Linked DNA regions of Mus musculus: region 2 is linked to region 1. The links are chromatin loops, found by intact Hi-C in ENCODE. Cell type or tissue: left cerebral cortex. All regions are shown on one strand. Each heading gives the region's core, and the rest is flanking DNA. Links, peaks and the distances in the headings are about the cores only. Region 1 overlaps Nrg4 (neuregulin 4). Region 2 overlaps Tmem266 (transmembrane protein 266).

Evidence for each region. A loop is a pair of places that touch in the nucleus more often than their neighbours do. Peaks named below come from ENCODE experiments on the same cell type or tissue, not always from the same donor. Only the 100,000 strongest peaks of a DNase experiment are listed, where the experiment ranks them.
Region 2: a loop joins it to region 1, with 4 times the contacts of the local background. A loop is called at or near these places in 7 of 42 quality-filtered maps.

What each region holds. Positions count from the first base shown.
Region 1 is chr9:55,224,551-55,227,459 of GRCm38, forward strand. Nrg4 (neuregulin 4) reads right to left here. Exons shown (of 8, transcript NM_032002.2): 7 at 2,066-2,204. Among named protein-coding and RNA genes, the nearest start is that of Fbxo22, 17 kb to the left of the region's middle. In left cerebral cortex, for the core only: no CTCF peak of the experiment used is centred there; DNase peaks (open chromatin) are centred at 1,585 and 1,896; H3K27ac peaks cover 266 bases.
Region 2 is chr9:55,391,030-55,393,938 of GRCm38, forward strand. All of the region lies in intron 3 of Tmem266 (transmembrane protein 266), which reads left to right. Among named protein-coding and RNA genes, the nearest start is that of Tmem266, 66 kb to the left of the region's middle. In left cerebral cortex, for the core only: a CTCF peak has its summit at 1,485 (motif pointing left); a DNase peak (open chromatin) is centred at 1,456.

The sequences.
Region 1 (2,909 bases), core at 155-2,654:
TGCACACTTTACTCATGCCTGCCTTCCCAACAATGGCGTGACCTTTGTTTGCTCTGTTCTTATTGCTTGGAATATGGGCAGGTCACCTTGGACACTGCAGAGATGTCAGTACTCCATTGTGGTGGGGATCACAGAGGGATCCTGGGTCTCTTTACACTGTGTTGTTGGCCCCTCACAGTGGACCCAGGCTGCCTGCTTCTAGCTTGTGTTACAGGCAGAAGTTAACATGGACTTGTTGCAGGATGTTCTTACAAGGTAACATTTCTGTATTGTTCAAAGGTTTGTACTAATAGGACAATAGATACTTTATAAATAAAATCAAATACAGGTATTAAAAAAGTAATTGCTGGTTTGTCACAAAAAAACAAATGCCTAGAAATGCCAACTGCTGATACTTAACGAAGCTGCAAAAAATAATCACATTTTTTTAAAAAAAGTGATTTGAGCACAGTAGTGAAGGCATGCTCACATACTGAGCTGTCATCTCAAGCAAGGCTTAGATCTACCAACAAGGCTTATCAATTGCTGCTTTCTCTGTATACGAACAATGAAAAGTGCTTCTGGGACTCTGGTTTGTTAGACAAGGGTTGCCTCAAGAATGCATTTTCACTCCCTTGATCCAAGGAAAGTGGAAGTGGAACCTTGAAGCCGAGGTATAGATATCCAGAACCATTACCTGTACAGAAAAGTACAGGCGGCCTGCATTCACGGTGTAATTCAGGTGTGCCACTGTTCTAATCCTTCGTTAATTGCTTAATGTGGCAGAGAACTGAATGCTGCTGGAATAGAAGGTATTGTCCTCTTAACAGCCCATTACCAGCTTTCTATGTGTGAATGCTTGTCCTTCCTCACCTGCCCAAAAGAGTCTCTGAGATTATCATGTTAAAAACCTCCTTAAAGGAGATTTTGTGGCCCTCTTCTGAGCCAAAGGGGTGGATCAGGCGTTGTCCTGCTGCTGACCGGAATGTAGCTTTTTGTAGAATAAAGGCTGGCAGCCAGTGGCTGGACAGGAAGTGGAAGGTGGGGCTTCCTGGTAGGGACTCTGGGAAAAAGAAAGGGGGAGAGAGGATACAGAGGTGACTATGGGTTTGGAAGGGATAGCTAGCCATGTGATAGGACGGGGCTAGATGGTTGAGATAACTTACATGAACTAATTGAAAGTCTGCCTAGCTAAGGCCTAAGCTTTAAGATATTAAAAGGTCTGTCTTTATTTTTGCTGAAGTGCCACCTGGGTCATCCAACAAACAGGCATACAAAGGCACAGAGAAATGAGTTCTATTCAAAGATAAATACCAGCAAGATGACTCAACAGATGAAGGTGTGCTTGCCCCCCAGACACAGGGTAAGTTTGATATCCACCGCCCACACACTGGAAGAAGAGAGCTGACTAATGAAAGTTGCCCTTTGACCTCTGCACACATGCCATAGCATGCATTTGAGAGTTCAAACACAGATAATCAAAAAAGAAGCAACATAAGCTGGCACAACTTACTAGAGACTTCAGTACACCCACAGGAACATGGTAAAGGACAGAATCTGTGTCTACAAAAAGGAAGGAAATGTGAAGAGACAAACCCCAACCCCTTAAGAGAAAAGACTAACAAAAGACCTCCTCACCAGGAGCTTTCAGAGAGGGACAATGAGGAAGAAAGCTAAAAGCTGGAATCAGAAAAGTATAAACAGGAACAGATGAACCCAGCATGAAGAAATTGTGGGATAGAGATACAAGCCACTGCCCAATCCAACATTCGTGTTGTCAAGGAAAGACATTTGGTAAAAACCATCCTTTTGTTATTAAAAATAATGAATTAGAAGTAGAGGGAAATTACCTCAACGTAAAAGCCACCATGAAAATGCCCACAGTGAAATCACACCCACTGGAGAAGTAGAGAAAGCGCCAGATGCACTGTTGCTAGGCAACATGGCTAGAGCCACTAAGCAAGTAAAAGGAAAGGCATCAAGCTGGAAAGAAGTAAAATTATCTGTTCATAAATTATATGATCTTATACCCAGAAAAGTAAAGATTCCACAAAAGACTTTCAGAACCAATAAACTAACTACTTACAGTAGCAGGGTGCAAGGTCAACACAGGAAACCAGCGTCATTTCTGTATGTGAACGATGAACAATCAAACAGTAGAGCATCAAGAAGAGTGAGATCCTGGGACTGCCATAGAAATGATGGGACACATCCATGATGATGGGCTGGAAAATTTAAATGTTAGCACTACCTAGAGCAATCTACAGAGTCACTGTAATCCCTATCCAAACCACCACATCACAGTGCAGTTTTTTATTTTCTGGACAGAAAAATGCACCCTAAAGTTCAGATCCAATCTCAGGGGACTTGGAATAGCCAAATCAATCTGGAATATTAACCTAGGATACGTCATCTGGTTGCAGAACAGAGTGACTCTTGCACCAGGTTAAGCTGATGGAACAGGAATCCTTAGATAAGCAACATCTGTATCATGAATAATTTTTGACAAAAGTACCAAGACTATTTTCAATAAGGAAGAGACAATCTTCAAGAAATGCTGGAGTTGGAACCTTAAGTAATACCATTATGAAAATTAACTCAAAAATTTAACAATAGTAGCTTAAAAAACTATACAACTTTTGGGAAATCAGGATAATGAATTTTTCAATGATTTTGTGGAGTGTTACCAAATATTTAGGGATCAAAAAATAGATCTAAACAGAATAATTAAAAATTAAAATTTTGTGCATAAAATATATCATACTTAAAGAACAAAAAGGTTATACATAGAATTGAAAAGCATATTTGCAGCCTTCAAATGAGGACTTAATTTCCAGAATACAAAACCAAAGTGTAACAACACACACACACACACGCCTAATTAAAAATGACAAGGGACTTAAAGTCTCCGAAGAAGATACATGAATGAC
Region 2 (2,909 bases), core at 101-2,600, 170 kb after region 1:
CTGTCCCAGTTTGTTTTCCAGTGCTATTATGATCACCGTGACCAAAAGCAGCGTGGGGAGGAGAGTGCTTATCACACCTTACAGTTTGGAGTCCATAATCGAGACAAGCTGTAGCAGGAGCTCAAGGAAGGGACATAGAGGCAGGAACTGAAACAGGGCCACAGAGAAATGCCACCAACTGGCTTGTTCTTAACTCACTCAGCCTGCTTTTTTGTTTGGTTTTGTTTTGTTTTGGAGGCAAGGTTTCTCAGTGTACCCCTGGCTGTCCTAGAACTAGCTCTGTAGACCAGGCTGGCCTTGATCTAGCAGAGAGACACCTGCTTCTGCCTCCCAAGGGCTAGGATTAAAGGCAGAACCATCTGTCCAGGGGTAGCACTACCCATAGTGGGCTGCCATTCGTTAATCAAGAAGATGCCCCTCCAAACTTGCCTACAGGCCAGGATAATGGAGGCATTTTCTCAAGGTGGCCCCAGCTTGGGTTAGGTTAACAAAACTACTAACAAGCACAATGACCCTTAAGAGTAAGTTTAAGAAGCTAGGCAGGGGGTCTCCATGAGGGCCAAGGAGTCTCTGCATCTCTTGAAACCTTAAATGCAGAGTTGTAGTTTTATGTCTATGGCGTGGGGGGGGGGGGTGTGTGTGGCAAATGGTTATTGTTTTTGTCAATTATTGGAGAGCTTTGCTCCGAGGAATCTTCTGAGCCACGGGGGGGGGGGGGGGGAGAAGCCCCCTGCAGGCCAGACAGGGGGCAAACGCCTGGTGCTCCAGGCTTCATCTTCATCTCCGTCGCCCCTACCTCTAGACTTCTAGACTCATTCCGACCTCCCCTCAGATCTTTTCTTTGGGAACTTAATGGACAACAATCCAAATGTGCAACTAACGAGGTCTTCTGTCCCGGACACTAGAGAAACCACCTTCATTGCCTGTGAAGAACCCTTTTAGGATAACTGGAGAGTCCCCACCATCCCCACAGGCTCACACCAGGAGGACAACGTTTCCTCTGAGTGCATAGTGGGTTGTAGGGAGAAAGAGGCTTGGCCCTGAAGGAGCAACGCAAGCCCGGCCCTGATTGGTCCATACTTCACCTTTAAGATGAGGCTGTTTCTTTGTCAAGCTTGGGACCACTACCTGACCTGATCTTGCCTGCCTGCCTTCCAGGCCACTCCTATGGCCTGACCTCCCATAAAAGAGCCTTTGGGGATTTGCCAAACTCCATTTTCATATTCTAGAATTTATTCTCTCAAACTGTTACCCCAAACAACTAAGAATATAAAACAGAAGCCGCACCGGCGCTCACCTGCTTTCCACCCCCGGACTCCTCTGAGGCCTCATGAGGGGTGCCGGAACTTCTCTGGAATACCACCTGCCAGCAGGCCCATCTGTTGGTATTCTCTATTTGGGCAGCCCAAGCCCTCCCCAGAGCTGCCCCTGGCTTTTGTAGCACATGTTGGGAAATAGGGGCACGTCTGCCCTCTGGTGGCAACTTCAGGAATAACACCACTCCGGGACTTTGATGGGCTGAGGCTGCCTGAAAGAAGTTATTTTCCAGTCTGTGTCCGGGCTTCAGCCCAGTCAGTTCTTTTATTAACCACGCAAACCGGGTTATAAAAACGGGAAACACCGTCTTCTTGGAGTATACCTTTCCGCGGAGAGGGAACACACACTCTCCTTGGAATGTCTGAGTCACTTGCATTTCACAAGGAGTGATCCAATTCTAAACCTGGGGCCAGGCAGGAACCTGCAGGTTCTGCCTCACCGCTGGTTCCCATTCCCACTAGGGAGCCCAGATGGAAGTTACTTTAGAGTTGTACAGCCCCGTCCCTGTCTCTCTTGTTAAAACATAGGCACAGGCAAGCCTCCTTCCTGGTGGCCCTGGTTACCTTCTCTGTCCTGCTCCCAAGCTTCTGTCACACCACATACACCCTCAGTTCATCCTCCATAATAGTTGTCACCTGCAAGAACACTCTTGAGCTGGGTTCTCCTGAAATGCAGGCCCAAATTCAGTGGGTGTTGGGGACGATTTAGCTTCCCTAACTCCAGGAGTGCTCACATCTGAAGAGGCAGAACCATGGTCCACACCTTGGAGTCACCTCACGAAGTTATAGACCATGGGCCTAACCCAGAAATGGTGGCTTCATAAGGGACCTGGGGTATGGCTTAAACCTTGGGACTTTCCAGCAATCTCTGGCCTGGATGCTGATCCCAACCCCCACTTCCAGGCTTCTCTGCCTGGAGTCATCTACCTACAGCAGGTATCTTCCTTTGTCTCTTAAGTCACTGCTGTGCTGTGGGGTCACTGGGAGAAAAGAGGTTCACCTCAGCTGTGGTACAAATACCATCTCCTTGTGCAGCTCGGGGACCAACATGAATTTCCTCCCAGGCTGAGAGCAGCTGGTGACTGAATGCCAAGCTCTGGGCAGGCACAGCTAAGCTGCCACAGCAGTAGAGTAGGATAGGTAGACTTGGCTTTGCAATGCTTTGGGATTTGGCAGGAGATGGGTCTTGTCATGGGGAGTGGTTGCCCCAGCAGCATCTGCCCAGGTGCTAGGTGATTAGTGAGCTCTGCCCACCATGCAAGAGAAACCCTTCCTCCCTAAGCCAGTTCCTGGCCCATGTCCTGGTGTCCTTTGGGCCTGAAGAGAATGTTGGTACTAACTAGGCAGGTCTGTGTGTTTCTTCCCGATACCTATGGGCACTGCCTTTAACTTTCTTGACCATCACTTCCTCCTTGAGATCTCCCCCGCCATTGCTAAAAGTCCTTCCCAGGGAGAGTGGACCTCTCCTAAGGTTCTAACTACAGAAGGAAGCAGCATCCCAGCAGACTTCACTGTAGGAGACAAGTTCATTGGACTTAAGTACCGAGCACAGGAGTTATCTACAGGGGTGTGGTGGCTTCTCCCCCAAAGGTT